Regions from separate parts of the Mus musculus genome. Here region 2 is linked to region 1. Evidence: chromatin loops called from intact Hi-C (ENCODE). Cell type or tissue: heart. All regions are shown on one strand. Each heading gives the region's core, and the rest is flanking DNA. Links, peaks and the distances in the headings are about the cores only. Region 1 has its middle 12 kb from the start of Ltbp1. Region 2 overlaps Ltbp1 (latent transforming growth factor beta binding protein 1).

What was found. Peaks named below come from ENCODE experiments on the same cell type or tissue, not always from the same donor. Only the 100,000 strongest peaks of a DNase experiment are listed, where the experiment ranks them.
Region 2: a loop joins it to region 1, with 3 times the contacts of the local background. A loop is called at or near these places in 1 of 42 quality-filtered maps.

What each region holds. Positions count from the first base shown.
Region 1 is chr17:74,984,907-75,001,439 of GRCm38, forward strand. No RefSeq gene overlaps it. Among named protein-coding and RNA genes, the nearest start is that of Ltbp1, 12 kb to the right of the region's middle. In heart, for the core only: no CTCF peak of the experiment used is centred there; a DNase peak (open chromatin) is centred at 9,185; H3K4me3 peaks cover 1,687 bases; H3K27ac peaks cover 2,498 bases.
Region 2 is chr17:75,309,089-75,317,088 of GRCm38, forward strand. Ltbp1 (latent transforming growth factor beta binding protein 1) reads left to right here. Exons shown (of 34, transcript NM_019919.4): 20 at 1,068-1,190; 21 at 3,888-4,010; 22 at 5,915-6,037. Among named protein-coding and RNA genes, the nearest start is that of Rasgrp3, 120 kb to the right of the region's middle. In heart, for the core only: no CTCF peak of the experiment used is centred there; no DNase peak of the experiment used is centred there.

The sequences.
Region 1 (16,533 bases), core at 5,324-13,323:
ACCATCTATTTTGTAAATAGTATTTCACTGGAATCCAGAAAGACCCACTTGTTGACACATTGTTTGATGGCTGCTTACCAATTACCATAGTGATGATGTTGTATAATTGAGATGTTAGGGCCTAAAATATCAACTCAGTAGAAAAAGTTTAGCATCTCCTGGTTTTTGTGGAAGAGGCAAGTTAACTCTTGTGGAACATGCTTTGAAGAGGATCCATGGGTATCAGTGTTGGTAAGGAAACAGCTGTCTGGTTGCCACCCAGGGGTGGTGATGGGGTGGGATGGAAGTATATTCTGTGGGTCTCCCTCTTGTTGACTGGAGTGATATGACAGAGCATCCTTCCTGCATGCTACACCATGTGCCTTAGCGTAACCAATTCTCTCAAAGTCTGCTGATGAACAGAATAGACCAGGAGTCTCTGGGACACTTAGTTCTGATCAAGATGAGACCAACAGGGACAGTGACACTCCAGTGCCTCGAATCTAATGTGCCCGTCCCCATCATCACAATCTTGTAGGCAAAAGTTTTTCCAATCTACTTTAATAAGGGTTCAACCTGTCCTCTAGCCTACTACCCACCAGAGGTAGTAGAAAAGAAGAGTTATTAGGGCATGGGAGAAGTAGACCTATCTAGAAATAGCTCTTTGGGAGCAAGTCCAATCTTTATTGTCAGGATATCAGGAATTCAGTCCAGTAGCAAACACCAAATACGAATCAGCAGCTGCAGTGTATTCCTCTCCGCAGACACCACACAAACCAGCAGCTGTAGTCCAGTTCACTTGGTAGTTACCACAAATGAACCAGCAAGGGCAGTTCAATCCAGAAGAAACCACGAGGCTCACCAACCAGCTCAAGGCCATAGAACAACCTCACAAGAAGTTCTTTGGTGAGTTTTTCTCTCTCTGGTGTCACCCCAAGTGGAGCTCAGTAACTCAATGGAAGGCGAACCCAATATATGAGTGTTGTTAACGAAGATCAGTGAGGCAGAGCAAAGCAAACCAATGTTTGAGCTTCCACTGTCTACAGATCATATTTATATTTCTTCATCACGTGCCCTCGTATGTATTTTCCATAGCAAAACATCCTTTCACCTGTGTCTGCTTCAGGAAACCATTCTTTCACGTGTCTGTTTTAGCAAATCATCTTTTCACCTGTGTGCCCCTGCAAACCTTTATAACTTACCTTTCAAAGAAACCAGAAGTTTCCACTTCACACTATTCTCACAGGAAAGACTGGAAAATACTAGAGAGTGCAGTTTTTTTCTTATGCTGACTCCCTGACAGCCCTGCTTTATGCTTTTCTGAAACCACCTTAACGACATCGGCTGTATCTGGTGGCAGTAAAACGAGCTGGTCCCTGAACCTTACTGTTGCTTTTTGTTCTTTTCCATTACATCTTGTTATTATAGGTTGACTCCTGGAGGGAAGCCGTATGCCTCTTGTGCTCAGGCTCTTGAAGGCTACCTCACAGTCCCTCCTTTGTTCACCCACCTCCTGAACCTGATGTTGTGGGCTATGCTCTCCTGTAGGCATGGTGAAGGTGCTACTGAACTACAGAGGGCAACATGGTTAATCGTGATTGGAGGTTTGGCAAAGGCTCAGAAGCAGAAGTGGGTAGGTTGGGGCACTGGTGACGGCTGGACTGGGCTGGGGCCTTGGAGAGGAAGAATGGCTGGCTAGAGGAAGAGGAGAAGGAGCTTAGGCGGGTTCTGTGTGGAATGCTGTGGATGAGATGAGAGCAGGTGGAAATACAGCCAGGAGGAAAACATGGGGTAGAGGGAGAAGCCAGAACTTAATTTTCCGGCAGTGATTTTTTCCATCAGCTAAGGCTATAGAGGCCGGGGGTTGGGGGTTGGGTGGGGTGGGGCAGGGCAGTACAAAAGGTGAAGCAAAAGGAACAGGGCATGAAGTCTTGATGGCTGTTTTCATTGAAGGCTGAGCAGATGAAGAGGAAACCACAGAGATGAGGAGCTCCATCCACATACTCACTCACTCTCTCACTCACTCACTCACTCACTCACTCACTCTCTCACTCACTCAGTCACTCACTCACTCACTCACTCACTCACTCTCTCAATAATGGAAACAGGAAGTGGACTGCTCTCTTCTCCAGAATGCTCACCGAGAGATGCCCTCAGGAAAGCCCAGTGCTAGATAGAGCCTCAAAGAGCCTAGGAGTTAGGAAGAGCAGAGCCGGCTAGTGTTGGATGCAGAGAGACAGAGGAGGAGGAGGAGGCATGGAGAAAAAAAGAGGAGGGGCCCTAGGGTCAAAGTGCAGAGGGGCAAAGGAAGGGTTTGGTTCAGCATTCTGCATTCTTCCAGACAGCACAGTGAGCACCAGCCTCATCAGGGCTTCCCTCTGTTGCCATAGCAACCTCTGGTCATCCTTCTGTTGCACCATCTTGAAACTTTGAGGAAGTAACTTTATATCAAGTTACCTACCAATTAGGCTAGTGATTTTCCTGTTTCTCAAAGCACTCTAGATAGATTTTCTCTTCCAGGAATTCATTTTTCAAATTCTTCATCATTGGAATCCTGGAGCACCACCCTCCTCCCTCTCTCTCTCTCTCTCTCTCTCTCACACACACACACACACACACACACACACACACACACAAAGAGAGAGAGAGAAAGAGAGTGAGGATTTAAAATGAAACTATCATGTAATGTGGTAAAAGACTGCCCATTATGAAAAAAAAAGTCTCGAGAATGGAGTATAAGTAGAAAATTCAAGTCGATCATTTTCCCCCTTTTTTTCCCTCTCAGTCTTACTGAGAGACACATTACAGTTAAGTATACTTGTTATCGTGCATTTACGGTTTTGCATACTTTTTTTATTGGAATGTTTGTGTCAAAAGCAATAATCCTAGCATTTCAAAGACAGTTGTTGATAGGAGTTAGTAGCCATTCCATCTTCTGTCTCCAAATGCAAGTAATTTTGAAATATTGTTCAAGCATCTTACAAACTCCATTGTTAATGTAGAGCCAATTGTGAGTGAGATCAAATCGTATTCACTTTTGACTCATACTGTTTAACCACCAGGTATAATGTTTGAGTAAATTCTCCAAGTATGGGCTGACAGGACAGTCTTCTCTGTGGAAGGAAGCAATTCTGACCTTAGCTTATCTCTTTTTTCTCTCTCTGCATTTAATTCTTAGTTTTATTATGTCAGTATGTGAAAATGCAATAGTTATACCAGGAAGCAGACAGACAGGAAGTTGGCTTCTTTTTTTTTTTCCTTTTGGAAAAACTCACTTGCTTTATGTATTTTTCCATTGTGTTGCTAAATTTAGCACACTTCTTTGTAAGTGTGTTTCTTACATAATAAATATAGCTAGGTTTTAAAGCAATAACTCTTTTTTATTTTATTATTTATTTATTTATTTAATTTCCATCCCACTCATTGTCCCCCTCCCACAATCCTTCTCCTCTACCCCTCTCCTTTCTCCTCTGAGCAGGTGGGAGGCTTCTTGGGTATCCTGACCTCTACCCTGGCACATCAGATCTCTGCAAGGGTTGGTGCATCCTCTCCTACTGAGGCCAGACAGGCACTACAGCTAGAAGAACATATCCCATGGACAGTCAATAGCTTTTGGGGTAGCTCCCAAAGACCAAGATGCACATCTGTTACATATGTCTGGGGAGACTCTTTGGTTGGTGGTTCATTCTCTGAGAGTCCCAATGGTCCAAGTTAGTTGACACTGTTGGTCTTCTTGTGGAGTTTCTATGCCCTTCTGGGCTTCAATCCTTCTCCCTATTCTTCCATAAGAGTCCACAATCTCCATCCACTGTTTGGCTGTGGGTGTCTGCATCACTCTGAGTTGGCTGCTGGGTAGAGCTTCACAGGAGATGGCCATATTAGACTCCTGTCTGCAAGCACAACAGAGTATCACTAATACTGTCAGGGATTGGTTTGCCCATGGAACGGGTCTCAAGTTGGGCCAGTTATTGGTTGGCCATTCCCTCAATCTGTGCTCCATATATGGTGTTTGCATTTCTTGTAGAGAGGATAAATTTTGGGTTAAAAGTTTTGTGGGTGGGTTGATGTGTCTATTGCTCTACTGGGTATTCCTGCCTGGCTACAGGAGATGGCCTCTTCAGGCACCATATCCCCAATGCTGTGAGTCACAGCTAAAACTTTTATTAGCAAATATGACTTGTTTTTACTTTTGTGGCCACTGATAAGCCATATTGTATTTGGTTTTGCCTCTTTGTTATACTCCTAATTGTCCTGTCATTTCCACCTCTAACTTTTTTATATTAATTCTTTCTGTGTATGAGTTTTTTGCTGCATGTGTGTCTGTGCACCATGTGTGTTCCTGGTGTCCAATGAAGCCAGAGTAGGGCATCAGATTCCCTGGAACTGGAGATGTTTTTGGGTTGCCATGTGGGTACTGGGAATTGAACCAGGGTCCTCTAGGAGAATAGTCAGTACTCTTAACTTATGAGCCATCTCTTCAATTCTTCCTCTAATATATTTAATTATAAAAGTTATTCCCCACCTACTAAAACTTAGTGCATTTTTTCCAGTTACAACCTGTTTTATTTTTACTAAAAATACTCTGTGTAATATATTCAAGAGGGTATAGAATGCATGTGTGTGTACACATATATTTATAACAACAGTTTAAGAAACAGAAATGGGAGCAGGATATGGTGTCTCATGCTTATGATCCCAGCATTCCAGAAGCTGAGACAGGAGGATGCCACAAGTTCAAAGTCACTCTCGTCAACATTGTGATTTCCAAGCCAATCTCTGGTATAGTGTGAGATTTTGTGTCACAAACAAACAAACAAACATACATACATACATACATACTGAGGAACCCTAAGGGGTTTTCCAGTCCCATATCCTCCCTACAGCTTTCCCCTCCTACCTGGGGTCAAGGCTAGGCCAAGTTCCATTTTCCACCCACAGGAACATTCTTGGGTAAAAAAAAAAAATTGTCATAATGAACTGACTGATAGTCACCTGACCCTCTGGAAAGTCCCGGGCCGAGTTCAAATGTATACCATGCTTGCTAGCTAACCAATAGATTTAAAGGTCGATATGTTTAGCAAAAAAGTTTGAACTGTAACCTTGCTGATGTAACCTGTGCCTCTAAAAAGTATAAAAAGTGCTTGTCATAGCCATTCAGGGGTTGATTTCTAGTCACTCGCCTTGAGGAGAAGGGAAGGTTGACCCTGATGCGCCTGCAGATAAACCTCTTGCTTTTGCATCCCAGTGTCTCACTCAGGGGCATCTCGAAGTACCCCTGACCAAGGGTTGGGGTCTTACAATACAAGAAGAAAGAAAGCATATTATAGCCTCTGCTTTGGAAGCCCAGACCTTCTACCTCTGATTTTTATGACTACACAGATTAGAGACCATCATTAACATGGATGTTTATTTTGATTTATTAATGCAATTACCATTTTCCTTGATTACATAATTACCTTCTTAGAACGGCTATCTCCCTTCTGAATGCCTTTCTTTGCTTTTAATCTGTGTGTGTGTGCACGCGTGCTGTCTCCCTTGCAGGTATGTGAGAGTGTGCCGGCCCATGGAGGCCAGAAGTCAACATTATGTCTCTTCCTCTAGTTTTAGCATCTTAGCTTTAGAGACAGTGTGTCTCATTAAACCTGGTACTCCCTGACTCATCTACACTGGCTGGCCAGCGAGCTCAGGGGATCCCTCTGTCTCTGACCCAGTGTTCCCTACTCAGTGGCTTGGGTTACTGATGTGGACACCCCTGCCCTGCCTTTCTGTGGGTGTTTCTATCCTGACTCAGGTCTTCATGCTTATGGGACAGGCACACTTCTCAGTGGCTGTCTCCCCAACCCCCACTGTCCTGACTTCTGAAGATCTTCAGGTCCCCATGAGGGCTGCTAGGCAAGGTGCTTTACTGCTGAATGGCATCCTCAGCCTCCTAACGATCCCTTCTGGCCTGCTTTGGTTTGCCTCTTGAATTCCTGATTCCCTGCTTTTTTAAGTTCTGGGATTACAGATGTGCACCACACCTGGTCGCCTCTCAGGGTGTTTTGGAGGTGAATTATCTTGGCTTTTGTTCAGTTGCATACAATCCATTCCAACCTCATTCTTGAGGGGTAAGTGCTGTTCTTACATAATTATTTACCCCTCACCTATTTCCTCCAGCATCCTGAAGACACTTTTAGTCTTTCTACTTCTACTATTGTTGGCAAAAAGCCAGAAATTGAGCAGATAACCTCCTCTCTCTCTCTCCCTCTCTCTCTCTCTCTCAATTTTTAAGCTATTGTATTTGTTTTTAGTATTTTGCCCTGTCCCTGGAATCTGAGTGTGGAGGTGAATATATTTTGAAAATTTCTAGGATCCATAAAAACTTATGAGGGCTCAGTGGGTAAGGATGTTTGCCTCAAGGCTAATGGCCTGAGTTTGATCCCCAGACCCATATGGTGGATGGGATAACTAACACTCATGGGGGAAAGCCTCCACATGTGTGTTATGGCATGACCATGTATACACTCACATACATGCACACATAATTTCAATACCTAAAGCTTCCCATGGTTGATTCTGGCATTGATACTTCACTCTGTGAGTATCATGTGTGTGTGTGTGTGTGTGTGTTTATCACAAGCTCACTTTTTTTTTCTGGTGAGAATTGTATGGTGCTTGGGTTTAAGAGCCCGTCTATTTTCATTAATGCCTAATTATTATGTTTTGGCTTAAAACACTTTCAGAATACGTGTGTGGAATGAACTTGGCGTATTACCTCTGCTGCTGCTGGTGGTGGTGGTGGGGAGAGGTTAGAGACTTTTTCCCTTCCAACTGAAATTAAGGTTGAGACACAACCTTTTCTTTGCTGGCTTTCTTTGCCTAGCAAATATTTTCTACTTTCCTCTTTTACTGGGCATGTGGGCCTTTGGGAACTCATTCCAGAGCTTTGTGCTGACTGCACTGCCCTGTTGCAAAGCTCCCCTGTGCCCCTTCCTCAGGTGCTCTTAAAACTGGAAGGTCTCATTTATGGAATAGCAACAAGTGCCCTGGGGGTCTCCTGCCTGCTTGGGTGAGCGTCAGCAGCTCTCTTGGCTTCCACTCCTTTTTGACCTCCGAGGATTAAGATAACTTGATTTCCTGGCTAATCCACTGTTCATTCTGTTTAATGTTTTAAAGGAGCTTTTTAGGGGAAGGTTGCCAGGATACAGCGTCACACTGCTGGAGATAACGCAGGAAGAATCTCTTCTTATCAAAAGATGTGCAATCAGGAATATGGGAATGGGAAGGTTTGTGTGATACTCCTACAGATTTAAGATGTGATGTTTGCTTATGGCTGACTTTCGAATTGTGTCTGGAGATGTTTCAAACCCAATCCTGCCACTTACTACGGGTGAGGATGATGGTAGTCAAACCTTCTTGGCCAAGGGCAAAAGACAGGTATTTGCAAGGTATATGCAAATATTTTTTACCAATGTGTTAGGAAAGAACTTCCATAATGGGCGTGTCCATGTTTCAGTAAAACTTTATTTACAATATGACAGAATGGGATGAATTTCTAGTATTGGACTGGATGTGGCTTTTGTGCTTTATGCCATATTACCTGTGGCACTTGTAGGAAGTTGTGCACATTAAGCAGGCCAATTGGTGATACGATAGTGCTTGCTACCGTGAGGCTGTGGGGAATGAGGAAGATGGCTTTGAACTAGTTTTCTGACTTTTTAACATAAGGGTGCCTGCACTTCAGAACGTTCAAATGTGTCCAATGTTGTCTCCTCTGCCATTACTGATGGGTCATAATGCAGACGTGAGGTACTACAGTAACAGGCATCCCCCACCTTATGTTTCTGTCCTCTGTTAGGGAGAGTATCTGCGGTTTAGATTTGCAGCCTCTCCATGGAGAGAAGAACTCAACAGACTCCAATCTTTGGCATCTTTGATTACAAAACCCCTAGAGAAAGATCCAGTTTTTTTTTTTCCCCAGGAATAACTTTCTCTCACTGGAAGAATTGAGGCAGTAAATCTGCAAACCAAAAAACACTCATGATCACGAAGAAATCATTCAGTGCGCTGAACCAGAAAGTGATAAACTCAAACTGCAGCCCCTCCAGACCTCTTAAGATACCTAAGGCTGAACTTATCCGTTTCTAACCACTTCCAGCTGAGAGCCCTTCCCAGGACAGCACTGAGTAACCTCCAAAATGTTCCCTTTAAAACTGGGGGAATTCAAGAGTTTAAGTCCTACCATCCTAGATGCTCGGGACCCAGGTTCTCTTCCAGGCTTAGCAAAGGAACCAGAAACGGAGCCCAGGTTGTTTGATGGCAAAGCGCGTGTACTTTCCTGTGCTATATCTACAGTCCATAGCTGCTTGCACGCATGTCCCCGTAGAGTTTTCTAGCAATTAGCTGTAATTCTTCCCTGGGACTTCCAAAGACACTTTTCTGAAATTTTAGGAAAAAAAAAAAAAAAGCCTTGGATCTTGTCCAAGCAAAAATGTCTCAAAAAAGTCTTTTCTTCATTTACAGTTTAGAAACAAAGTTCTCAAAAAATGGCTATTGAGTTGCAGGTACACATCTCTACTCCTATAGCTCAGGAAGTAAGGATTGTGGTGGGGGTGAGGTACGAGTTCAAGGCTGGTCTGGACTATTTAGGGAGATCATGTCTCAAAAAAAAAAAAAAAAAAAAAAAAAGAGCAAAACAAAAAACCAAACTCAACCGACTAGCTTATGAGTTCATTTGCCATGGTCAAAAACAAACAAACAAACAAACAAACAAACAAACAAGGGCCGAATGAAGCATTGAATAAATGAAAGAGTCAATCAATGAATTAACCACTCTCTTGGTTTTGAGAATGAATAGCTGTCTGTTTTCTAATTGCTGGACTACCTACCTGCTGGCCATTGTGTACGCAAAAGGCCAGAGCCATTGCTTATTTAAAAACACCCAGGGTCCCCCCATGAATTGTTTACTGTGTTACAGTGGAATTACTACACACTAGGCCTCTGCCCTCTACACAGGACTCCAGAGATGAAGCCTGGAAGTCCCTGTGGGTGCAGGCACGCAGCTTCACTTGGGGCTTCGGCCAGTTCCTCCTCAGTCGTACAGAGAGAGGAGAGAGCACCAGGGAATCAGAGGATGACAACCAGAGGATGTCAGCATTGTTTCTAGGAGGACTGAAGTGCAGCGGGGTGCGGGCGGCGGGCGGGAAAGGGTTAAGTGTGGAGTCGTAGGCAGCTGGCACGTGTAACCCGATCCTGCTCAGCAGCAGCTTTTTAAACCGGAGTTTTAAAACCAGGAAACCTGGAGGACTCCAGACACTGGGCTGGTTTTACTGGTCTCAGCTCTCTGTTTAGAAAGCCAGGCTTTTCCTCCGGAGCTGGTGTGTCTTTGGGGGGTATGAGTTACTTTCTGTGCACGCCTCAGTTCCCGCGCGTTCTTGTGGCTTTTTACTAGTTTCATTCGCAGAGACCGTCCTGGTCTCCGCTAATAGGGCAAAGCAAGAAAGTAGCAAAAAGGATGTTATAAAATCGGTAAGTGTTTGAATGAGGGAGTTAAGAGTATTCAAAGTATAAGAGTGTTCAAAGCCAAACTCAACCAGATTCTTTCTACAGAACTTCTCAAACCTCGTTTCAAGTTCAGAGTTAGGGAATTTTCTCCACCCTACAGAGAGCCACCGCTTGGCTTACGGGGAAACCATCTTTGATGAACGATGTGGGCTTGGTAGGGCCCTGAGTGCAGGCAGTGAATGACAGACCTATCAGTGTCCTAGCCAGACCTCAGCTGTTGATACCTGTGCTTTTTCATCCTCCATGGGAAACGAAAATGTAAAAATAAAGTTGTCATCGGCAGGAAGTGTTCTTAAAGTGCCCATGACATGTCCAGTGCCAGCTGAGAGAAAAGAAAGAGAAGATTAGCAGCTCAAAGGGCCTAAGCTGTCTCCTGAAAGCAGGAGGCAGGCTGGAGGGAGGAGGTAAAGGCATCGCAGAGAACGATGGGAGGGGAAGTTTGGAGGCAGGAGCCTGGGCCTCATATTTCTACTAACTACTGGAGTACCGGGGTTTTATTTTTCTTTCAAAGAGAAGGACAAATTGATGGGAAAATGTAGCTGCGACAGATGAGGGAGTAGGCCAAAATTAGCCTGAAAAAGCCTGCAGGTCTTCTAAATGCAGCAGCATTGGTGGATTAGTGGTGGCTACCTTCAGTCCGTTTTTGTTTTTGTTTTTTTCCTGACTGCTTTCACCCTCTAGATATCACCTTCACCAGTCTGATAAAAGACGAAGAATACGTTTTGAAAAAAAATTTTCCAGTGTTCAGTGTGTGTTTGTGTTCATGTGTGTGCAGAGATGCATATACACATGTGTACATTGCCGGAGGACAACCCTCAGGTCCTGTTCATCTTTTCCTCACCTTTCTTTCTTTTTTTCTCTTTGTTTTTTTTTGGGGGGGGGGGTGGGGGTGGGGGACTTGCTCTCTTAGTGGCTTGGAGATTGCTATTTCAGCTAGGCTTGCTGGCCAGCTAGCAACAGGCATCTGCATCTGCATCGGCGTGGCTCCCTCCATCCACCTTCCCAGCATCCAGATTCCAGATGTGTGCTACTGCTGGCTGCCCATTGTTCCCTCTCCCACAACTCTGGTCTTCTGTCCCACCCTCCAGTGCTAAATTTAAGTGGCATCACACTCTACGGCTATTGTGTGAAGTTATACAGGCAATTCAGATTACTAATGACTTGAAGTTTCAGTAAAGAAGCCATTGCATCAGTTTAATAGCCTGGGGAGCAGAGAGGTAGAAGTGAGGCAGGAATTTCCCTTTAAAACTTGGTTGTTACTTATAAGTGGCTGTATTTGATTATAGAGAATATTATTGCCCACCTGGCGCTCAACCAATCTTGCAGCTGTCTGAGCATCTTTGAATTTTAATTTAATCAGAGAAATTAGGAAAATCCTGTGCACTCTATGAAAGGACACAGAAGTGTCCTTTAAAAGAGAGATTCCAAAATGGAATAAAAACAAATTGGAGGACTTCTTGTGATCAAAAGACAAGTGTTTTATGGATTTCTTTGTTGAATTGCATCTCACAGTTTGGAGTATATCCAAACTGATTTCTCCCCTTGATACAGAAACAACCACTTTAAAAATTATTTACTTATTTGTGTGTGTGTGTACGCACAAGTTGTGTGTGTCCATATGGGTACAGAGATGCCAACATGTCACTGCAAGTGTGTGTGGGTCAGAGGACAACTTGTGGGAGTCAGTTCTCTCTTTTCACCATTTTGAGGGTGGAACTCAAGTCCTTGGGCTGGGTGGCAAGTGCCATTACCTCTGGCCATCTTAGTGGCCTGAAATTTTCTTTTCACCTCATGGGCACAATGAAGTTTGGTGGATGGTATTAATGAAAGGTGTAGGTAAAATAGCATGGGATATTATTTAATTATATAGCCTCCTATATCATGCTCAAGAGTTTCAAGTAAGAAGAAATGATAAGAAACATGCTACAACATATAGACTTGGGTAGCAACTTCCTAAAGAGGGCATCATCCATCCAGCAATTAAGACGAATAATTGAAAAATAGGACCTCAGTGAATCTACAAAAAAGTTCTTCACAGCAAGTAAGTTGTTAACTGAATCAAGAGAAGGTGTATAGAATAAGAGAAACTCTTCATCAGTTTTATAGCCTAAAGGGGATTAATATCTAGAATACACAAAGAACTGAAAAAACAAAGCATCAAGAAACAAAGAAGCCAAAAAAATGAGCTGTAGATCTAACCAGAGGTAATGCAAATTGCTGAACAACATTTAAAAAAATGTTCAACACTAGCTATCAGCGAAATTCTATTTAAAACCACATTGAGAGTCTATGCCACTCAGTCAGAAGAGCTGTCATCAAGACATCAAACTAAGCAAAACAAAACAAAAAACAAAACCAAAGAGCAAAAACCAAATGAACAAAAACTCTAACTCAGCAATAATAACTGCTGTCAAGGATGAAGAGAAAGAAGAATCTTTATTCACTGTTGTTGGGAATGAAAACTGGAGTGGTTACTATGGAAACTAGCACAGAGTTTCCTCCAAAGACTGGAAATAGAACTAATATGAACCATTTGTACCACTTGTGAGCATCTACCCCAAAGACTCTCCATCATACTATAGAGACACATGCTTGTTATACATGTTCATTGCTCCCCTATTCCCAGTAGCTAGGCAATGGACTCAGCCATCACTGATGAGTGGAGAAGTAGGACATATATACAATGTAACTGTGTAAAGAGAAACAATGAAACGTGAAGGCAACTGGACAGATAGAAAAACAATCTTCTTGAGTGAGATAACCCAGATCCCGAAAGACAAATGCCTCATGTTCCCCACTGGTGGATTCTAGATGCAAACATCTGGTTTGGTATGTCTAACCTAAAGTACCCTCAGAAGTGAGGAAACTAGAGAGAAGCCATGGGGTGGTGGTGTCCCTTAAAGGAGACAGGGATGGTAGAACATAGGTAATATGGAAATAAAGAAGTGAAATACTGGGGGTGGAAAGGGTTAAGTAGGGAGATAGGGGAGAAGAGATGTGGTGAGAGTTAACAAAAAGATGTATGAACAAATTATATAGAAATACTATGTTGTAATTCAATTTTAAAACTATAATTTAAAAAAATTTAATAGTTTATAAAGCAATACCTTGCAAGAGTGGACAAGATTGAGTATAGAAGTTATGGATTATTAAATAAAATTTCCAGTGCCAAGTGTGGGATACCTGTTTTTAAAGCAGGAAGGCCCTAGATTTTCTCTAAAACAATACAGGATCTTACTATTTTTCTTGGTTACCCATATGAACTAGATGACAAGATCCTATTGCTGAAAATACCACACTTGTTGATTATAAGATATAGAGAAACCGAGCTCAAACTGAAACGGAAGCTGTGTAGCCTCCATGGTGTCAGAATGTGCGTGTGGATTTCGGGGGAGAACAGACACTGACAGCCATCCCTGGCTGTAAACTTACAACGTTTACAAAGTACCAACATGCCAGACAAGATGTGTCCACCCGTGTGATAGTGGCATGACTGTTAAAGAAGTAGCCAACCACTTTGTGATTGGACTTGAGGCCCTCTCCACAAGAAGGAATACATTTCAATACATTTCTGATACAATAAATTCTGATTGAAAAACCAAACAACAATAACAACAACAAAATTCCCCCCAAACAAACAAACAAACCCAAAATAAAACAACCCAACCAACTACTCAACCAACAAGAACATTACTTAGTGACTGAGAAAGTACTAGGCTGTAAGGAAGAGCTTAATAATGTCATTTAGTTAAGTTAACCCAGCATCAAGCTACTTGTAATTAATTATATTTATTCCCAGAGACAAATGATAGTCTTAGCATTAGCCAGAGAAGACTCTCTTTGAAGTAAAAAGCTACCATGTCCTGAGTGGCTTGGGTATGGAAACCTGACTATGTTGGAGAGGGAATGAAGAGAAGTCAGACATGAGCATAGAAAAGCTGAAGTAAGATAGACTATGTGTACTCTGACAGAGTGGCACCAATTATGTGGCAACTGAAAACCACAGCAAGTTTTATATACAGCACAGTTGGAAAGGTTAGGCAGTCTCCATAGACTGTTCCAGTCTGTAAACATTCAGGAGGAAGCTACAGTTTGTACTTTTTGCACACAGTTAGTCAATCATTCCTAGATAGTTTTATGTAGACCCCATAAGACTTTGGCAATCTCCCATGGTCTGAGGCGCTATTTATTGGTCTTTGACATGGCTGTGCCCATGTCAAACAGTTCGCATCTGTGTAGGACTTCAACTACACTTAACACATCTACTCAAGGGTTCCACAGCTCCTGAGGAAAAGCAGTGATGCAGAGACACACAAACACTCAAGTTGCTAAGACAAGGTGACGATAGAGTGCTCATCGCTAAAGACTTTTATAGTCCCCCTTCTAAGGTTTCAAGAACATTTCAGAAGTTGGGTGGAAGGAACATAGAAGTCCACAGATAGAAGTGTTGTGGAATGGTATCTGGCCATGATACGGTCATTCAGATGAAGAACTCAAAGGCACATGTGCTCACCTCTAGCGAGTGAGTCTGCATGAGCATGGCCCTGCCCTTAGACACCCACGCATGGAGAGAGACTCAGGAGGCTCTTCTCTGCCTTCCACTGAAGTGGTGGCCACTGGTAGATTCTAGGAGTCACTGCAGGCTGCTAATCACTAGCAAACCTACTGGGCTCCAATGGGGAGTTTCAAACCTTCAGTTATACAGATGGCCCTGGGTAAACCCATTGGGTTGTGAGAGAAGACAAAACCGCATGACTATAGAGAAGGGACTTGTGGGGAGGAGATGGGGCCATAGGGATGGGAGAGTGGGGGTGGGGAGAGTAATAACAAGGCTTAGTAGACATGTCTGAAAATTTCAAAAAACAAATTTAATTAGAAACACTTGTTTTAAAAGCTAGAAGTTCTGAACGCAAGTACTTGAAATCTCAGTGAAAGCTGAGTTAACAGATTACATTTAGAACTTTCCACGGTGTGCCAACTGCCTTTTGTTATATGTAAGGCAACTTAGACAGGGCTGGATTAATCAAATCAGAGAAGAAAACTGGTATATTCTAAACTTCACATGTTTCCTTTTTATTGATTTGTCTTCTCTAAACTGGAGTAAAGGCAGGCTCATGATCCACCCCCCCAGCCCCCCCAGGATCTTCCTCTCCTCATAGAGCTTGTTGCCCATTCTTTTTTTTTCTTTTTCTTTCTTTTTTTTTTTTTTTCTTTTTTGGTTTTTCGAGACAGGGTTTCTCTGTATAGCCCTGGCTGTCCTTCTAGTCTCTCCCCCTCCCCCTCCCCCTCTCCCTCTCCCCCTCCCCTACCCCTCCCATCTCTTTCTAAAGCTAGACACATGCACCTTTACTTGTTTGCCTGTCATATTAGCCATATACTCTTTGTATAGAAGTTTCAGTATTGTCAAGGCCAGATGCTCATGGCCAACACAACCATGCACCTTTACTTGTTTGCCTGCCATATTAGCCATATGCTCTTTGTATAGAAGTTTCAGGATTGTCAAGGCCAGATGCTCATGGCCAACACAAAGGTACTTACTGGTTCAGGGGAAGCACTGATTTTCAGATCAGTATTGTATTTATTTAAGTTCTGAACTTAACATGGAAGTTGGTTTTGAATTTTTTTAAAGGCTCAACAAAGGCAATTTTCAGACCTTGCCAGATAGTCAGAGAATGTTCATTGAAGAACAACTAAAGATACTTTAAGGGGAGGGAAATGCTGGGGACCCCATAGCTTTTCTTGCTGCCCACAGTGGAGGGACCTTAGGTTTCTGTGAGGGCGATTTGTCTTTATCTTGCTCACACAGCTCATCAGACAGATTCTAACATCTTCTGTTATTGGCTGTTCCTCACTGAGACAGAGTCAGGGCTGGGGGAGGAAGTTACACACTTTAAACCTATCTTACCTCTCCTTTTTATTATTTTCTGAGGCTGCCTCTCAGTGCTGCTCAGGCTGGTATTGAACTCCGAATTCTCCTGCCTCACCCCACCCCTTCTTCCCAGTTCTTGAATTACATGTGTGTGTCTCAAGGCATGGCTTCACTACTGATTTCTCAAGGACTAGTTGATCTGAGAGAGGGACCTATGAGATTGAACTAGGGACCTATTTGAAGTCTGTCTGTAGTTGAAGAGCCCCCTCTCTGCCTTGTTTCCTCAGCTATGCAGGATGTGGGATTCATTGTCTCTTCTACTTCGTATGAGGTGCAAGGCCACACTGTAAGAGTGTGGGTTTAATTCCAGCCCAAACCAGAGTGAGTTGATGTTCAGGTCAGAACTGGCTGGTGTTCAGAAAAGGCTGCCAGAATCAGAGCTAGCAGCCTGAAAAGTCATGCCCATGGGGTGGTTGGTGGTCCCTCCCTCCCTCCCTCCCTCCCTCCCTCCCTCCCTCCCTCCCTCCCTCCCTCCCTCCCTCCCTCCCTTCCCTCCTTCCTTCCCTCCTTCTTTCCCTCCTTCTTTCCTTCCTTCCTTCTTTCCTCTTTTCTTTTGTTATTTTCCTAAGTGCTCACAGGCATGCCTCTCCACTCTCAGGTTAGGTTCTCCTTCTGTCCTAACCATGTTTCTTCTCTCCCTTCCTCTCCACACGTCTGTCTGTCCCATCTTCACACACTGATCCTTTCTTTCTCCTCCCATGGTTTGGTTGTGTTCTTCGCTCACCACAGCTCCCTTTGTTCGTCCTTGTACTACGAATCTTTCCCTGACAAAGCCATTTCTCTTTCTCTCCTGTATGAGTCAGCTCTAGTTTGCTGTGAGAAGGAAATACCATGTGTGGGTCATAAGCTTTAGAAGTGAAAAGCCTTGTTTCGTTTATGGGTTTGGAAGTCCCAGGCCCTGGTTTCTCTTGCTCTCTGCTGAGATAGCGCGTCATGGCAGGGGCCTGGGGCAGAATGGTTTTCTCACCTTGTGACTCGAGAAGTCAAAAGAGCAACAGGAAGAGATCATGGTCCCACAATCCCTCTTGAAGGCTGGAGGACTTCCCACAAACCTGCTTTTGCTAAAGGTTCCATCACCTCCC
Region 2 (8,000 bases), core at 1-8,000, 320 kb after region 1:
GAAAATTTAAACAGTTACTTTCAATATAAATATGGCTAGCAAATAATTTAAAATACTCCAAACTCATCCACTCTCTTTCACTGGTTTTAACTTTGTCTATGACAGAAACGAACTAAAGGGTTTTGTTATGTTTTGTTTTGTTTTTAATTGGCTTTGGGTTCAAACTTCAGAATCACCATTTTCTTTCTTTCTTTCTTTTTAAAATTGTATTTTAGTTCATGTATGTGAGTGTTTCATGTGGGTCTAGTACCCTGTAAGGTCAAAACTGAGCATCTGGTCCTCTGGAACTAGAGTTACCAATGTTGTATGAGTTCTGGGAATTGAACCTGGGTCCTCTGGAAGAGCCAATGCTCTTAACGATTAAATCACCACCCTAGCCCCAGAATCATCAAAATCTTCTAATCCCGTGACCTTGGATGAGTTACTGAGCTTCTCTAAGTGCCAGCTCCTTCCTCTCTGAAATGCCCTCCCCCTGTTAATTTTGCTACAGTTATGGAGAATATTCAGTGCAGCTCCATAAGTGGTAGTTTCTACTTTGCAGTTTCTGTTTGTATAATCTATGGGCTATCTTCTAGCTGCCGAATTAACCTATCAAGAAGCATCCCTGGATTGGTTTTTATCATGCCAATTCACTGCCCTATAGAGGTTTGTAAGAATTCCCCCCTTCAGTTATGGCTTTGTTGGCCCTGCATCTTTCTGGGCTCTGAGTCACTAGCTTTTGTCTGAAGGGCCTCCCATCCTCCTATACCCATCAACTCCCAGAATGGTCCCCAGACCTTCTCTAAGAGAGACCTTATCCTGCAGGACATACTGTCCTAAGATCCCCATCCCCACCTGCAGCCTCGCTCACAGCAGGCCGTCCTTGCTTTTACATTTGCTTGCTCAGGTCATTCAGTCCATTCTTCAGCCATAGTGAATGAGGCCCCCGAAGCAGCACACACAGCACAACAGCCGTGGCTTCCAGCTGGGACACCTGGGAAGTTGAACAAGCTGCCTGGTCTTCTGAAGGTTGATTCATACTCTCTTTCCCTCTCCTTGTTTCTTTCCATTATGCAACATTGTGCAAGATGTGGACGAGTGCCTGCAGCCAAAGGTCTGTACGAATGGTTCCTGCACCAACCTGGAAGGGTCCTACATGTGTTCCTGCCACAGGGGCTACAGCCCCACACCAGACCATAGACACTGTCAAGGTAATGCCATGGTCACACATCCCATTGTGTTTAAACTTCCTTCATGAGCAGAACTGAGTGGTTGGCCTTAAAAATGGATCATGCTACCTGTGTTTGTTTCCGTCCCTCTCCTTGAAGCATATTTGCTCCTTACTGCAGGTAAACTTGTAGTGGATTTAGAAATATCACAGCTCTTGAATGCTGTATGTGAAATGCATAGTTTTCATCTGACTTTTGTCAGTTGTATGTTATATACATTTTACATGCCCTTGTTAACTCTCCAAACATAATACTCCAATGTATTGTCACAGTTTTTCTAACTTCTCATTAAAACTAAAAACATTTTGGCAGATCTCTTATTAAAAAAACAAAAAAACAAAACCTCTATCTAAAATTATTTATCTGTAGGCTTAGAAATATTCAATAAACTGTCCTGAATATTTTTTACTATTACTATTTATTATTAAATAAGACAATATCCATTTCTAGTTCTTAAGTGGTATTTCTTTTAATTTTTAAAAGCTTATTTTTGTGCCAGGTGTTGGGGGCACACACTTTTAATCCTAGGACTCAAGAGGTAGAGGCAGGAGGATCTCTGTGAGTTCATGTCCAGCCTGGCTTACAGAGCTAGTTCCAGAACAGCCAAGGTTACACAAAGAAATCCTGTCTCAAACAGACAAACAAACAAACAAAAAACAAAAGAAAACAAGAAACCCAACTTTGCTCAGGTAACAGACAACTGCCAATCATACTGGAGGGAAAGGGCTATATAGGGATTGCTGGTAAACACTTTCAGATGCATTTTTGTATCTTTTTTTTTTGTATATTTTTTGGCTTTTAGAGCCAAGCAACAGTTGTATGTTGATCACAGAGCGTGGATGGCTTCTCTACAGCTCTCTTAGTCACTTTAGACATTGCAGTTTAGGTCAGCAAGGGCTAGAGACTTTGGCATCTGCTCCTCTTTTCCTACCCTCAGAGGCCTGTGGTTAGGTGGCGAAGAACAATTGTACCATGTTTTTAATCATTATGAATTCTTATGGATTGCTGGCTGTCCAGCTGAACATGCTCAGACTGGGATAATACAGGTGAAGCAAGACAGAATTGTCAATTAGGACAGACCAGCACAGTAGCTGTGTTTGTTACTTTCTGCCTTGCTGGGGAAAATGCGTGGAAAATGCAGCCCAAGAGAGGAAGGGCTTATTGTGAATCAGAGATTGAGAGTACAGTCCAGCAAGAGGGGTAAGTCTTGGCGGTAGGCACTCGAGATGTCTGGTCATGCTGTATCTACAGTCAGCAGGTGGGGGATGGGAGTGGATGAATGCTGGGGATAGACTTGCTGTCTCCTTTTTATACAGTTTGGCAGCTAGGATGGACCTTTCCATTCCAATTGACCTCATCTTGCCAATCCCTCCTACATGTGCTGAGAGATTTGTCACTGAGATGGTTCTAGATCATGTCAAGTTGACAAGCAGTATACATCCTTACAGTAGACAAAGAGAACCACATGGAAAACAAACCCGTTTTTGCTAGAAATGTCCAAGGAATAGATGAAATCGTGCTTTCCTGCCATCCTCTCTCTTCTTCTACATGCACTGATGCTTGGTGGCATTTCTCTGTAATGTTACACTTGTTCTCAGTTGCTCTAACTTTCGTCAGGGCTCTTTGTTCTTCTTCCAGGGTCATTTACTTTGTAGTTGATGTTTGGCCAGTATATAAAGATGGATTTCACTGTGACATTTTCATACACTGTTGGCACACTTCACTCTTCCCTTCTGCCCCCTTTCTCTACTCTCCTTTCTCTGATTCTTTCCAGAATATTGCTCTCCACTGCTTCATGGCGCACACTCTGTCACTCTCTCTGGTTTCTCCTCTACCCCCTTTGAGATCACTGCCATCCTCCCATCTCTACATCTATGCCCTAAATCCACACTCGTGTGTGCATGTCTATGTGTGTATACATAGAAATACATATTTACAGAGAAAGAGAGAGAGAAAGCAAGCTAGATTCATAATATGAAAGAAAACATGCAATATTTGTTTAGGGTTTTTTTTTTTTTTTTGAGGAAAGGTTTCACTGTGTATTCACAGAGATAGCAGTCATGGTCTTCCTCGTCCAACCTCTCCAAATGCTGGAATTGCAGGCCTGTGCCTGGATCACTGGATGCTTTCTATATTAAATCCTCAAGCACCACTTTCTCTCAGTCTCCCGTTATCATCATCTGTCACATACCTACCATGGTTGATGGTTTCAGTGTTACTTTGAGAAAGAGATTAGTCTTAGTTAACACAACTCTTTGACCTTACCGTTGAAGTTATAAAGAAAGTGTATTCTTCTGTTGCCTTCTGTACCTGCCCGAATTCGTATTTGTTTACCCATGATTGCTTTGTTTCTGTCTTTCATACGATAGAGTAGGCCTACAGAATCTAGTAGCTGTTACTGTGTGCTTTGTTTTCTGCCTTCCATTTTCAACTCTAAGCTGTTATGTCGCCTTTATGCTTTATTTGAAGTATTAGAGTAAGATTGTGCAGAGCTGTAACTTGCTTTTGGAATTATTGAACTTACACATTTCAACATACTGGGTGGGTAAAGTTTCTAGTGCTTAGCCAAAGTACTACTGTTTTATGGCAATAAGCCCAGACCACATTGTCAGGATTACCATTTTTCTCCTGTGGGTGAGACTCTTTCAGAAAACTAATTGTCATCATTTATGTTGACAGATATTGATGAATGCCAACAAGGGAATCTCTGCATGAATGGGCAGTGCAGAAATACCGATGGCTCCTTCCGGTGTACCTGTGGACAGGGCTATCAGCTGTCAGCAGCTAAAGACCAATGTGAAGGTAAGTGTGCGTGGCATGGTGAACTATTGAGACCAGGGTGAGTGACCTGGCCTATGTTGTTATAGTGTCAGAAACCTATGTAATTCCACATAAGTCAGACAAGTCAATAAAGCAAAATGAAGTGAGTTAAAGTAGAAAAATAAGGTATTGGTGGCCGATAGCCAAGCATCAGGATTAGGAAGAAAAGTTGTTGCTGTCTATGTAACTCCCTAGTACATAAAGTAGCTTCCATTTAAGAATTTAAATTAATTCTGACCTTTCATTGGGGTTTCACAATTAGGATGTTGTTATACTGGCCTGGCATTGTGCTTTAGCATGTTAATAATTTCAGTGTGTATTTAGCTTCAATATTTTTTGGCTGATTTTGGTACACTGAAATAATGTGCCCCTGTTCTCAGAGATAAAGACCCATCCATTAGCAAACCCGTCCACTGACAGTGTTAGAGAAGCAAGAGTACCTGATGATAAGTCCAGAGGCATCTCTATGACTGCTGTAGCCTTCTGCAGGCATCCCTTGCTAGAACATCAAGGGCCTAACCACTCTAGGAGCGCGCAATGGCAGGACATACACAAGCACATGCATAGACATGGCTAAGTTAAGCAACTTGCTCCAGAATCCCTCTTGCTATTTTTATCTTTATAATCCCAGAACCCATTTACTTATAAATGAGTGGATAGAGGCTACCACATTCAGAGACCTTTGCAAAGCCTCTCGGGTCCCATTCAGTGATGAGTCAGACATGTTCAGAACCACCTCTGAGCCAGATTATCAACATGGAAAAAACTACTTTAGTGGGTGAATGCTCTGATCATCTAATCAAAGATATGACTACCTGGGGGGGGGGGGGGGAATGAGCCAGATTCCTGTGGGAGTGATATGTGTGTTACATCTTATAGAAACACTGGCAAAAACGAGAGAGAGAGAGAGAGAGAGAGAGAGAGAGAGAGAGAGAGAGAAAGAGAGAGAGAGAGAGAGAGAGAGAGAGAGAGAAGAGAGAGAGAATGCTTTCAAATGTTAGAAAAAAATCTTCACAATTAATGTGATCTGAGTGCCAACCTCCAGCAAGAAGTTATCTAAAACGTCATAAAGAATGTGCTAAGCACAACCTCTGCCCTAGGAAGTCTGTTATTTCAGTGTAACAATGAAGGCAAAGCATTTGGATTCATGCAGTATATTCTGTGTCATATAAGTGTAGCTATGATACATGTCAGGTAAGTGTCTGAACGCAGGATCATGTGACTGAAACAAATGATACTCAAGTTGAGGATGTGTGTCTCCAGCAGGAATGAGTAGCAGTGTGGACTAGCAAATGATATGGAGGGGGGGGCGTTATTAGATTTGACCAGAATATCTTTTTTTTTAAGGAGATGGAGAATAGATGAGAATAGACGAATAGACATATTAAGGAATGACGCCTAGTTAGTTGCTCAGAGCCCAATAGGTAGATTAGAAATGCAAGGAAATGATGATGTGTGTGCTTGTACTACTTCAGAACAGAGGCCAACAAATCTTTTCTGTAATAAACCAAATATGAGACTATCCAGAGTGGTATTAAATGCAATGGTATTAGATCTAGCAGGTTAGATTTGGCCTGTGTATTACAACTTGGGGACCTTTGCTTTAGGGTGTTATAAGCCTGTGTGCTTCCCAACCCAGTATTAAAAGTGAATGTATCACAAATTACAGCAAAGTATTTGCTACCTATGTTTAAACAGTGAACCCTACATGTCCAGGCAGTTTACATTTTTGAGCTCTTCAGAATTCCCCCTATTGTAGAATGACCTTTAATTTGAGCTCAGTGCACATCGCTTAATGAAAGGTCTTGCTCAACTGTAAACCAGAAACTACCACCGTACCTATTCTGAGGCAAATGATGGGTTCCTCTGTGCTGTTTTTCTCACAGATATTGATGAATGCGAGCACCATCACCTCTGCTCTCACGGGCAGTGCAGGAACACAGAGGGCTCCTTCCAGTGTGTGTGCAACCAGGGTTACAGAGCATCTGTACTTGGAGACCACTGTGAGGGTGAGCATCACCTCCTGCCTCAGGACCAAAACATGGTACAGTCTGAGGCAATCTTTGTACCTGCTGAGTGGGAGCTCTGCTTTTGCCTTCATGAGGGTTAGCTCCCTGCAAAGTGTGTCTTCCAGTGCCATAGGAATGGGACAGAGAAACGAGGAGAGTACAGTACAGTCTTTGTACCAGTGGTGGATAGTTTAATCTGGGTGCGTGGTGCTGAACAGTAATACCTCATTTGTACAAAACTATCCTCCTAATGGCCCAACCAAGCAAACACAGCTTAATTTCTCATCCCAGCTGAGGGCTTTTAAGAGCTGATTTTTTAAAATAAAGGACTTCTCCAAGGTATCCTACGTATCTAGCATTGAGAGTTGACTGTGGCTTGTATGAGGTGTTCAAGGCAGCTTGGCCAGCTTATACACAGGAGTATTTTCTCCTGACACACTCTTTCTCTCTCGACACCAGTTTATCATTCGAGAACATTCTGTGTATTCGGGGCTCACCTAGGGAACAGTTCCCAGCTCACCCGTCTCTTAGTGCATTAACAACTTGTCAGTAGTGGAACCAGAAACAAGCATCCAAGCTGTGTCTCTCACACGAAGCATCAGTGTATCAGAGGGAGGGGTAGTGATAGTTTTCTTGTTGCCGTAACCAAAATATCAGACAAGAAGAAATCTAAGGGGAGACAGATTTACTCAAACTACCTCGACCATTTTCGAGAATGATCTTCTGTCAGAGCCTTGAGTGGTCCACATCCTTTTCACTCCTAGTTCAGTTAGCTGGGGAAGTACTGTTGTGGATTGTAGTGTGCAGCATTGATTGATTGATTGATTGATTGATTGATTGATTGCTTATTCACTTTACATCCCGCTCACTGCTCTCTCCTGGTCATCCCTCTCACAGTCCCCCCCTTCTTTCTCTCCCTCCCCCTGGCTATTCCCCCACCCCCCCAGCACTTTAAGTCTCTGTGAGACTAGGCGCTTCCTCTCCCACTGAGGCCAGATAAGGCAGCCCAGCTAGTAGAATATATCCCTCCTACAGGCAACAGCTTTTGAGATAGCTGCTGCTCCAGTTGTTCAGGACCCACATGAAGGGCAAGTGTGTGCAGCAGTTTTTATAAGACAACTTGGTACAAGTATTCTCAAAGTGGCTGAGTCCCTTGTCTCTGCTGCGACTAGGAGTATAAAACACCCCAGGCCTTCTGGGGTAGTGCAATTTGATTCTAATTTCAATGGCTTTAAAATGTGTGTTGTCTATGTATCAGTAAGTCAGCTTTTAGGAGTTACCTAAAGTAATATTTGTCAAGGGTTAATAGTGTGGACAAAATGTACATCATCAGTATTTCTAATAAAAAAATAGACAAGTAGTCAAGTCTATTTATGAGCCAGATGATATCTGACAAATTATATTTTATTCAATAAATGGGACACTGATTTGACATGGCCACATCAAAGGAAGAAGTGGCAGTTGTGTTGGAGGGAGCCCTGTGTTGTGGAGAGCCTGCCTTCGAAGGTTCTCTTAGGAAGTCAGTAAGCAGCATGTTCCATAAAAACATATGAGGGACCTAGACTGACCATTATACTCTTCTGACTTGCTTCTTGGCCAAGGCAAGATGTTTATCAGGCCATGCCTGAATTTCTAAAAATCTTTGCATGTATGATTGATTTTTCTGTGTGTACGTCTGTGCACCATGTGTACAGATTGCCTGTGGGGGCAAGAAGAGAGCATCAGTTCCCTTGGGACTGGAGTTACAGACTGTTGTGAGCTGCTGTATTGGTAATGAGAATTGAACCCAGGTCCTCTCAAGGAGCAGCTTGTGTTCTTATCCACTGATCCATCTTTTCAGCCCCAACGGTGCCTGAAATTTTGATAGTATCCATCACATAATATGTTCATCTAACCTGGCTTTTTTAAAACATGTAAGTATGTCATCAGAACGCCCAAGATTTTTATTCTAAAAACACTCATT